Linked DNA regions of Homo sapiens: region 2 is linked to region 1. The links are chromatin loops, found by intact Hi-C in ENCODE. Cell type or tissue: OCI-LY7. All regions are shown on one strand. Each heading gives the region's core, and the rest is flanking DNA. Links, peaks and the distances in the headings are about the cores only. Region 1 overlaps LSM14B (LSM family member 14B). Region 2 overlaps TAF4 (TATA-box binding protein associated factor 4).

The links. Hi-C counts contacts between places; a loop is a spot of excess contacts. Peaks named below come from ENCODE experiments on the same cell type or tissue, not always from the same donor. Only the 100,000 strongest peaks of a DNase experiment are listed, where the experiment ranks them.
Region 2: it touches region 1 in a loop (7-fold over the local background); 2 of 110 quality-filtered maps call a loop at or near these places.

Annotation. Positions count from the first base shown.
Region 1 is chr20:62,134,120-62,139,480 of GRCh38, reverse strand. LSM14B (LSM family member 14B) reads right to left here. Exons shown (of 9, transcript NM_144703.3): 9 at 4,107-5,318. It overlaps PSMA7 (proteasome 20S subunit alpha 7), which reads left to right. Exons shown (of 7, transcript NM_002792.4): 4 at 284-406; 5 at 1,191-1,310; 6 at 2,055-2,117; 7 at 2,532-2,748. The coding sequence ends at 2,624. Among named protein-coding and RNA genes, the nearest start is that of PSMA7, 6.6 kb to the left of the region's middle. RefSeq lists an enhancer at 5,139-5,361. In OCI-LY7, for the core only: CTCF peaks have their summits at 2,274 and 2,476 (motif pointing right); a DNase peak (open chromatin) is centred at 2,440; H3K27ac peaks cover 901 bases.
Region 2 is chr20:61,978,600-61,983,960 of GRCh38, reverse strand. All of the region lies in intron 14 of TAF4 (TATA-box binding protein associated factor 4), which reads left to right. Among named protein-coding and RNA genes, the nearest start is that of MIR1257, 28 kb to the right of the region's middle. In OCI-LY7, for the core only: a CTCF peak has its summit at 2,783 (motif pointing left); a DNase peak (open chromatin) is centred at 2,760.

The DNA of each region.
Region 1 (5,361 bases), core at 280-5,279:
CTATGAGGACACGCCATTAGTATGTAAGCAGAATGTGTGTCTACCTGTCAAAGTAATTTCCAGTAACCTGAGTTCACAATTCTGGTCCTAGGTGAGTTTTTCTAGGAGTGAAAATGCAGAAAAGGATGTTGAAAGCTATTGGCTAATGTATCATTTGAACTGCTGATAACCTGAGAAGGGGCTCAGGCATGGTTTAAAATGTTCGTATCTTCACTAAGTACGGTTCTTTCCTCACATGCAGTTTCTTAATTGGATGGCACTGACCTGTTTCTTTTCTTGCTAGCGTTATACGCAGAGCAATGGGCGCAGGCCGTTTGGCATCTCTGCCCTCATCGTGGGTTTCGACTTTGATGGCACTCCTAGGCTCTATCAGACTGACCCCTCGGGCACATACCATGCCTGGAAGGTGAGTTCGTGACAAAGGGGCTTTGGACAGTCTTGCCAGAAAAAGGCTTTGAGGGGTGGGAGGTCCTGGGCTTCCTGCTGTAGGCCCTGTATCAGTGAATGAGTCAGTTTAAGTTAACCTAGTCCTATGAGAGCAAGAAAATGATTAAACATTGCTGTTTGGAAGAAAATCAAAGGGCAGCAAGGTGTAAGCGTAGTCCACATAAATTAAAATTCTTGGGTGGGCGTGGTGACTCACGCCTGTAATCCCAGCACTTTGGGAGGCCGAGGCAGTTGGATCACCTGAGGTCAGGTGTTCGAGACCAGCCTGGCCAACATGGCAGAACCCTGTCTCCACTAAAAATACAAAAAAAATTTGCTGGGCATGGTGGCACATGCCTGTAATCCCAGCTACTCAGGAGGCTGAGGCAGGAAAATCGCTTGAACCCGAGAGGCATAGGTTGCAGTGAGCCGAGATCACACCACTGCACTCCAGGCTGGGCAACAAGAGCAAAACTCTACCTCAAAAAAAAAAAAAAAAAAAAATCTCCCATTGCCTCTTGATAGCGCAGTAAAACATACAATCGTATAACCCCATTCTCGGTAAGAATCAGCATCAACTCTAAAGAGCTCTTTGCAAAAGGAAGCCACGAGGCAGGGCCTGTGTCCACAGCTGCTGTCCAGCACTCCAGCTTGCCTCCTGCCACTGCCACTGGCTGGGCGGCCCATGTAGGGCAGCTGTGTTCCAGGGCTGGCCCTGGGTTGTCATGCCCTATGCCACGTGAGAACATACGTGTCTGTTTTAGGCCAATGCCATAGGTCGGGGTGCCAAGTCAGTGCGCGAGTTCCTGGAGAAGAACTATACTGACGAAGCCATTGAAACAGATGATCTGACCATTAAGCTGGTGATCAAGGCACTCCTGGAAGTAAGTTTGCATTTGGAATCCAGGCAAGGTGGTGAAGATACCACGTTTTGGTGGTGAGTGGTAGGTAGATGAGCAGGAAGGAAGGTGGCAAGGATCCAGCAGTAATGCTTAATGACTGCTGTGTTCCAGGCACTGCTCTGGTCTATGGTGTATCCTAACTGCTGTGTTCCTTGAAATAGCCATGCAAGATGTGATCATTAGTGTCTTTATCCAGCCGGGGCAGCTGAGGGTTGTGCAGGGACACACAGCATGAGAACCAGAGGCAGGATGTGAACCCAGCTGTCCAGCTGTGGAATCTGTTCTCGAGCCATCACTAGGCCTTCCAGAGGCTTGAACTGTTGCTAAAGTCAGGGGATTAGAGAACTGGAGATATGGTTGGGCTTTGTCAAGACCTTGAAGTGCTAGCAGGTAAAACCAGAGAGGGACTAGCTGGAAGGCCAGGCGGGAGCGTAGGCATCAGGATTCCTGGTTGTAACCACTGTGTCAAGAGGAGGGCCTGGAGCAGCGCTACTGTGCAGGAGAGAGGAGTCCCAGTGCTGGGAGGCGGAGGGGTGTGCAGGCATCCCAAACAGACTTCACAAATGGCCATGAGTTTAGGACAAAGACACAGGTTTTGGGGGCTGGGACCTCTGTTCCTGGGACGGTGCTGGGTTTGGGTACACACCTATTTAAGGTACTCCTGAGAGCTGCTTTTGTCTTGAATAGGGAAAGGTGGTTAATGCTCCTGTCTTCTGTCCCTTCAAGGTGGTTCAGTCAGGTGGCAAAAACATTGAACTTGCTGTCATGAGGCGAGATCAATCCCTCAAGGTAATCACCAAGTTTGTCTGCTTTCTTTACCTGTCAGTTTTCTCCCATGATCAGGGCTGAGCAGTACCAGTTCCGAAGGAAACATCATAGGGCCATTCTGTGGTTTTAACATTAGGAAAATGTCTTTCTGAGGCTCCCCATACGTCAAAGAGAAGATTCCCATCTTCCTCTGATTAGATGGTCCACGCGTGTTCTCTGGGCATGCTGAGCGGCTGCCAGTCAGATCTGCTGCTGCTGCTACTGCTGCTTAATACTTGTCTAGGTCAGGCCAGCATCCTCTTGTTTTTCTTGAGGTTCCTCTCCAAAGAGGCTGTATGAGCAGCAGTGCCAAAGCCTGGCCGCCCTCCCCAGAAGAGGGCGCTGGTTCCTTGGCACCTTGTGTGGCTTAGGTAACCATGAAGTTTTTTTCTATAGATTTTAAATCCTGAAGAAATTGAGAAGTATGTTGCTGAAATTGAAAAAGAAAAAGAAGAAAACGAAAAGAAGAAACAAAAGAAAGCATCATGATGAATAAAATGTCTTTGCTTGTAATTTTTAAATTCATATCAATCATGGATGAGTCTCGATGTGTAGGCCTTTCCATTCCATTTATTCACACTGAGTGTCCTACAATAAACTTCCGTATTTTTAACCTGTTTTTTTTTTTAAGAGAATGTGTATCTTTAGGTGCAATCACAGCAGTCCTCTCATCTCTCACCCTTCTTTTTCAACCCTGAGCCACCGTAATTGAGCTTTCCTTTCTGTTCCTTGTGGCTAAGACAGTAAGCCAGTGTGAGACACAGGTTCCTCCCTTGGGAAGTCAGAGCTGCTGCCCTGGGTCCTGCAGAGAAACCTGGCCTTCAGCAGACCTGTTTCTCTGTTGTAGACACAGAATGACTTCCGTTTGCTTTTAGACCTTCATTCTAGTCCCCTAATGAATGTATAATGTCAAGGACACAAACACAAGTAGCCCTGGGTTCATTCTGTAGAGCAGCAGCTTTGTTCAAAGCAGCTTTGCATGTCTGACTTTCATAGACCACATCTTGACGTCTGCCCCCTATGTTGAAGACTGGTTCTGGCTATTCTCTGCCCTTTCCTGTGTTTTGACTTCTAGTCCCACAGTTTAAGGCTTTTGGGTCCTCTGGTCCTTGGTTTTGGGCATGTATCTTCTAAAAAGGAGTAAAGGGGCCCAGATACATTTTGAGCTCAGCGTAAAATGTACAGTTGTCAAAACAATGAACATTTTAACAGCAAGGTCAGCTGGCACACGATAACCTGACTACCTTGCGATGCTCTGGGAGGCAATACCTGTTTCACCAAGTTCTCTAGCTGGGTGAGGACTGTGGCCACCAGTATCTGGCACACGTAACATTTATTTTTCTGCTGGTCAAGGATACCCATTACCCCCACCCAAGAAATGGGAGGGCCCCCCACTGGCAGTTCTGCTGTGGAGCCTGATGGCCACAGGCAGGTAATGAAAGGAGAACTCATGCAGCTGGTGTGTCTCCTCGTCCTCTCTGAGGGCCACTTTTAAGGTCACCTGGAAACCCATTAGACTAAAATGGGATGCTCTGAGCCTAGAACCAGCCATGTCTTTGTTTTTCTGCGTGGGTCCAGGGTGCAGCTTGCTCATGGCTGTGTAACATGCTCTACGGTGCCTGAGAACCTGAACGCTCCTGAGCTGGGGAGCTTGGAGGCAGCAGGAAGGTGGCAAAGGGGCCACTGCTTATGATACAGGTGTTATCTGTGAGCTGGGTTTTTAAAAGAACTTTGTATCCAGTTTCTGAGAGCAGAGCCATTCATCCCAGAAGGGTGGCCCACAGGGAGAACCCGGGTCTGCTGGCCGCACTTCACCCGACCAATTGGGTCAGCCACCTCGTTCCATCACCTGATGGGGCCCAAGTCTCCCCAAATTCCACCAGCCTAAGTGTGTGCTCCAGACCTGGACATGATGCAGAGGTGACTTGGGCAGAAGAGTCAACAGGATTCTTAGAGCATCAGAAAAGAAAATTTTAAAGGTTTGCATGTTTATTTATAATTACAATTTACATTACTCCAACAGAGGAGCCCCCTTGCTATGTTCTAATTCTTAGCCATTAAGTCCTACAAAAATAAACCCAAGCTTTTACAGTAACTTAATCAATACAGAACTAAAGCCTTTATAGCTATTAGAGGGGTTTAGTTACCAAGGTGCTTATTTTCGACAAAATGCCCTGTCACTCAGAGGACGCATGCGTATACTAAAGTTCTGACCCATCGACTCATGCAACAAATGTAGACCCCACCCTCCCTCCACCCACTGTTACAACACAAACACAAAACAACGATGTACAACAGAGGGGAAATATGCTCTTGGTCAACTGACCTTGCAGAAAAGACTGGCTTGTTTCCAAGTGGATGAGAACGCCAGTGTGTGGCCAGAGTCCAGCAATGACTGACCGGCCCAGGTCAGAGGCTGGCAGGGACCACAGAAGGGCCAAGGCGCTGCCGGGGCTCATCCCAGGCTCCAACCCCAACCTGGAAGCTTGTGGACACCAGGCTCTGTGCAGCAGCTCCGTGGCTAGCGTCCAGGGCCCCTGGCCACTACTCCCAAATGCTTCTAGTCCACCCACCCCTGGCCAGCCCCAACCTTGACATCACTGTGGATGCCATCAGGGTGGTCTGGTTCACTTATACAACATGATCCATGGGAAAACCCCTTCCGTGCCCTCCACCCACCCACCCCTGCCCCCCACGCCACCCTGTGCTGGCCCTGCCTGACTCCTGAGACCCCACCCTTGGCAGTGGGGTGCCAGGCCAACAGCACCAGGGGCCAGCTGGGTTACAGAGATGTACTTGGCTGCCACCTCTGCCAACAGATTTGGTTCCACTTTTAAAAGTCAAAGCTTGTCATTAAAAAAAAAAAAAAAAGTCACAAAGTAAGGATTCAGCTTTCACTATAGAAACCTTTTTGCAAAATACCAAAACCTTAGAATTAGGCTATGCGCAACTAAAAAGGAAACACAGATAAAGAGACCTCAAAGAGGTTACCCATGAATACTTCCCCAAAACAAGTGGTTCTAACTCAGACCATGTCCAAGTTCAGTTAAGTCCAAAACACAAGTAGCAGTATGGGTCTCTTCCAAACTCCGTAAACAAAGTGACCACCTCTCCCTGTAAGTGCAGCGTTTTCCTCGCGTCCTGACACACACAGCGTCAGTTATGCGCCACTTCAGTAGGAGCCTGCAAGAGATGACAGGAAGTCAAGCATCTGCTGGGATAAGCT
Region 2 (5,361 bases), core at 124-5,123, 160 kb after region 1:
CTGTGACTTTTTGCATTAGAAAGTATCTGTCTTTGTCACACGTCAGACCGTCACCCTGGGTGTCTTTCTTGTCCCCCAGCCTACAATCCCTGAGATCCTTACTTTTCACCTTCTGAATCACTTTGTTTTCCGTGTCTCTCTGTAGCATATGGTTTGGTCTCAGTTTATGAGCTGAATTGAAAATCTTTCTCTTTTAATAGGTGAGTTAAGCCCATTTACCTTTATTGATAGGACTGACATGTTTTGTCTTGACTCTATCATAATATTTTATAATTATGTAAATTTTTATCTATCTTTTGAGACATGGTTTCACTGTCACCCAGGCTGGAGTTTGGTGGCGTGATCATAGCTCACTGCAACTTTGACTTTCTGGGCTTAAGAAGGATCCTCCTGCCTCAGCCGCCCCAGTAGCCTGGGACTACAGGCACACAGCACCGCATCTGACTAATTTTTAAAATATTTTGTAGGAATGGGGTCTCGTTATGTTGCCCAGGCTGGTCTTAAACTCCCAGCCTCAGGGAATCCTCCTGCCTTGGCCTCCCTTTTCAAAGCATTGAGATTACAGGTGTGAGTTGCCGTACCTGGCCTGAATTTTAAATATTTGCTGTGTTTCTTTTTCTGTGAGATGTTTATTCTTTGCTCTTTTAATTGATTTTTTTTTTTTTTTTGTATTTAGGAAGGTTTGTATCTGTGTCTTCCTGGTTACTTTTGTACTTAAACTAGTGACGACGCCCTGGTCTCCTGTCTCACAGGACTGTTCACGCTGCAGTCGAGCAGTTTGCACGGGCCTGGCAGCTCCACTGTTGGCCATCGGCGTCTGTGAGCCCTAGTGGCTTCTTCCTCTGCCTTTTGGTGACAGGACCTCCACAGGGGAGGCACACTCTGGTCCTCAGCCTCCCTCTCCCGCCTCCGCCTCACTCAGAGCCTGAGGATGTCTCTTCCCTGCAGTTTCCCGCCCAATAGAGGAGGCTCTTCCTCCCATTCCTGAGGCTGTTTCTGGGCCCTGACCGGAGGCGGCTTGGCTGGCTCAGAAGTCTTTTCTGTTCTTGCCTTGTGGGGGACGGGTGGGGAGGGGGGTGCAGGCTGGGAGGAGCCATGGAGGCTGATTCCTTCCCCTTCATGGGTTCTCTTCTCTTCCTCCCCGGCAGCCCTGCCGTCGGCTCTGAGAGCCCGTAGTGTATGAGGTTGCATCTCAGAGTCCCGCCGCCCACTGGGCCCTCGCAGTGCATTGGGTTTGGTGTCTCCTCTCGGGTGGGGTGTGGGTTTGGTGTCTCCTCTCAGGTGGGGTGTGGGTTTGGTGTCTCCTCTCGGGTGGGTGTGGGTTTGGTGTCTCCTCTCGGGTGGGTGTGGGTTTGGTGTCTCCTCTCGGGTGGGGTGTGGGTTTGGTGTCTCCTCTCGGGTGGGGTGTGGGTTTGTTGTCTCCTCTCGGGTGGATGTGGGTTTGGTGTTTCTTCTCAGGTGGGTGTGGGTTTTGGTGTCTCCTCTTGGGTGGGGTGTGGGTTTGGTGTTTCCTCTTGGGTGGGTGTGGGTTTTGGTGTCTCCTCTTGGGTGGGTGTAGGTTGTGTGGGTTTTGGTGTCTCTTCCGGGTGGGTATGGGTTTGGTGTCTCCTCTAGGGTGGGTGTGGGTTTGGTGTTTCCTCGGATGGGGTGTGGGTTTTGGTGTCTCCTCTCTGGTGGGGTGTGGGTTTGGTGTTTCCTCTCAGGTAGGTGTGGGTTTGGTGTTTCCTCTCAGTGGGTGTGGGTTTGGTGTCTCCTCTCGGGTGGGGTGTGGGTTTGGTGTCTCCTCTCGGGTGGGGTGTGAGTTTGGTGTCTCTTCTAGGGTGGGTATGGGTTTGATGTCTCCTCTCCGGTGGGTGTGTGTTGTGTGGGTTTGGTGTCTCCTCTCGGGTGGGGTGTGGGTTTGGTGTCTCCTCTTGGGTGGGGTGTGGGTTTGATGTCTCCTCTCGGGTGGGGTGTGAGTTTGGTGTCTCCTCTCGGGTGGGTGTGGGTTTGATGTCTCCTCTCCGGTGGGTGTGGGTTGTGTGGGTTTGGTGTCTCCTATCGGGTGGGGTGTGGGTTTGATGTCTCCTCTCGGGTGGGGTGTGAGTTTGGTGTCTCCTCTCGGGTGGGTGTGGGTTTGATGTCTCCTCTCCGGTGGGTGTGGGTTGTGTGGGTTTGGTGTCTCCTCTCGGGTGGGTGTGGGTTTGGTGTCTCCTCTCGGGTGGGGTGTGGTTTGCTGTCTTTTGTGAACGTCTCCTGGGTCATGGTGTGAATGTCCCACTCTGCCTGAGGGGGAGATTCGCCCAGCTCTCATTTGCCCTGTTTTCTCCTGACCCTTTTCCTCCTTTCTGTGTCTCGATTCTGTCCTCTTGGCTTCCTGCCTTTCGTAGGTTCCTTACTGCATTTTCACCGCCTCCCCTCCCTCAGACTGTTTGCAGTTTATTCATTTCTGAGATAATTTTGTCTCTTCCTTCCATTACTTTCTTAAGTCCAGTCAACTCTTATTTCCTTTTGGTGTTGCATTTGTAATTTTATGGTTTTTATAAAAATTTGTCTCCTAGTTTTTGAGGTTCTGATTTGAGGTGATGATTTTCATATCCTTAAGTGCACACTTAAGCAGATTTTCCTGTATTGAGAGTGTTGTTAATTTTCTTGTTGTTCCAGGGTAGGTTTTTCTCTGATGTGTGTGGAGCCCCCATTTTTTGACTCTTCTCTGACTTTCCCGTGGCTCTGGGTGGCTTTACCGCCTCTGTCCCTTTGCCCTGGTGGCCTTGGGGTATTTGCCACATCTGTGGTTTCCTGGTGCCGTCTGCTGGCCACATGGGGAAGTCCAGGTCTTGAGCGGGTCCTTGCTGGTGTGCAGGACGGAAGTTGTCCTCCAGTTCTCCCGGCCCTTTCCTGCAGGACCCAGAACTTCCCCCTTTCCTTCTTTTCTGCCTCACCACCCAGTGGCCAAAGGGCTCCTCTCAGGACATGCTGTGTTGCCTTGACAACCCCTTCCCGTCTTGTGCTCAGTGGTCCCTGCCCTGTGGTCTGCACTGACCTTCCTGGACACCTCTCAGGCCCTGGGACTTGGGGTGGCTTAGCCTTTCAGCAGTGGCTTCCCACAGACCCCTGTCCCACCCCGCCCCACCGCGGCCTTGCAGGGGAGAGACTGGGGGGTCAGGCTCAGGCGTGTGTTGACTCTGCGCCGACTTGCAGTGATTTTGAAGTCTAGGCGCCCTCGTCCAGTGCAGACGGCGATGCTGGTGTAAACCTGCGTTCCTTGCTTGTGCTGAACTGTGTTTGGAAGAGAGGCTGGGAGACATCAGCTCGGCAGCCACGTTGTCTTCGGCCTCCCGGAAGTGATGCTAACTTTCTAAGCTGTGTGTCTGAGTGTTTTTCGCTACTACTGCTGTTCTTCAAAACGTGCTGCCAGTGACCTGGCCTTGTGTGTGTGACACCCCGTAAATGGTTAGGCACGGAGAGGGCACGTACGCGTTCGGGGCGGAGGTGGCTGGAGTGTGTGCGGCATAGGCTATTGTTACCCGCCGCCCGGGGCGGCTGTGGGCACAGCATTCTCCACCCATTGCTCGGCTGGGGCTCCGTGGCGGAGTAAAGGACGGACCAAGGGGCTCCCGCCCCGGGAGCAGACGCGCTCCTCCCGGACAGCCCCCAGGTGCTGACCGTGTGGGGCCTGACGTTTGGGTGGCGCAGACCCTGCACCGGGCGGTTCCGCGGACGGCGACTCTGCATTTGGCTTCGATACTGAGTGTCTATGGCACATATGCGGTGGAGAGACCTCCTCCTTTCATTTGATCCTTTTGAGAGCCCTGTGATGGGGCGAGGGCTGTCTGCAGCGCCATGCGTCAGAGGTGGGGACCTGCAAAGGGAGGGCTCACGTGGTATGTCCAGGGCCGCGGGGATTTTGCTTCGCTTGCTTGTTTTCTAATCCCAGCACCTGTACCTAACAAACCCCAAGCCCCTGTGTTTGGAGTTGTTTAGGCCGAGGCCCCCAGGGCTCCATGTTGGTGCCGGCCCTTGTGGAGCTGTCTGTCGTCCCAGGCTCTGTTTTGCGCCATTGCGCCTGCACATGCCGCAGTCCCTCTGGAGTGGCCGTCGCGCCTGCACGGGCCGCAGTCCCTCTGGAGTGGCCACGGCGCCTGCACGGGCCGCAGTCCCTCTGGAGTGGCCACGGCGCCTGCACATGCCGCAGTCCCTCTGGAGTGGCCACGGCGCCTGCACATGCCGCAGTACCTCTGGAGTGGCCACCGCGCCTGCACGGGCCACAGTCCCTCTGGAGTGGCCATCGCGCCTGCACGGGCCGCAGTCCCTCTGGAGTGGCCATGGCGCCTGCACGGGCCGCAGTCCCTCTGGAGTGGCCATGGCGCCTGCACATGCCACAGTCCCTCTAGAGGCCGTCGCGCCTGCATGGGCCGCAGTCCCTCTGGAGTGGCCATGGCGCCTGCACGGGCCGCAGTCCCTCTGGAGTGGCCATGGCGCCTGCACGGGCCGCAGTCCCTCTGGAGTGGCCATGGCGCCTGCACGGGCCGCAGTCCCTCTGGAGTGGCCATTGCGCCTGCACGGGCCGCAGTCCCTCTAGAGTGGCCATGGGTGCCTTGACCCTGGTCCCCACAGGCCCTTCTTTCTCAGGAGTCCCATGGAGCTGGAAGCCCCCACTAAGCACTCTTCTCCAAGCAGGCTCCATGACCAGTCCCTGCCTGACCCCTCTGGCTGCTACGCCCACCATGGGCACAGCCCGTGAGGGGTTTGGATGAATCTAGGGAGGAAAGCCACTGCCACTGCCGTGTGGGTTGGGCACAGAAGGCCTTGGTCCGCTGGCAGCCCCAGTCCTGAGAAGAGAGGGGGAGGTTCCTACGAGATCTCCACTCCATCTTCAGAGCAGTTTAGCAACAAACTCTCTGCGGGAGCCAAAATCCACATAGAATTCTGCAAGCAAAGACCCTATGGGAAAGACAGGGAGTCTGGACCCCTCCTGCCTGGGGCGAAGTGGGCTGGGGAGAAGCGGGAGTGTGCCATGTAGAGAAAGGCAATTGGAGTATCAGGTAGGTTAGATTTGCGTTTTTCTTTTAAGATTTAAGAAAAATTTGAAGAAAAATTTGTATTGATAAAACTCACAGAATCTGGAGAAGTTATATTGTTCATTCATAGTGCACCTTCAGAGCTTGGTGCAGAAGCAGGGCCTGGCATCAGTTTCTCAGCGTGCTGGGCCCTGGGGGTGGCCTCAGCCCCAAGGAGGCACCGTCTGGCCTTGGTTGGTCTCGCCCCCTCCCTTGGTTGGTCTCGCCCCCGGCCTTGGTTGGTCTCGCCCCCGGCCTTGGTTGGTCTCGCCCTCGGCCTTGGTTCGTCTTGCCCCCGGCCTTGGTTGGTCTCGCCCCCTCC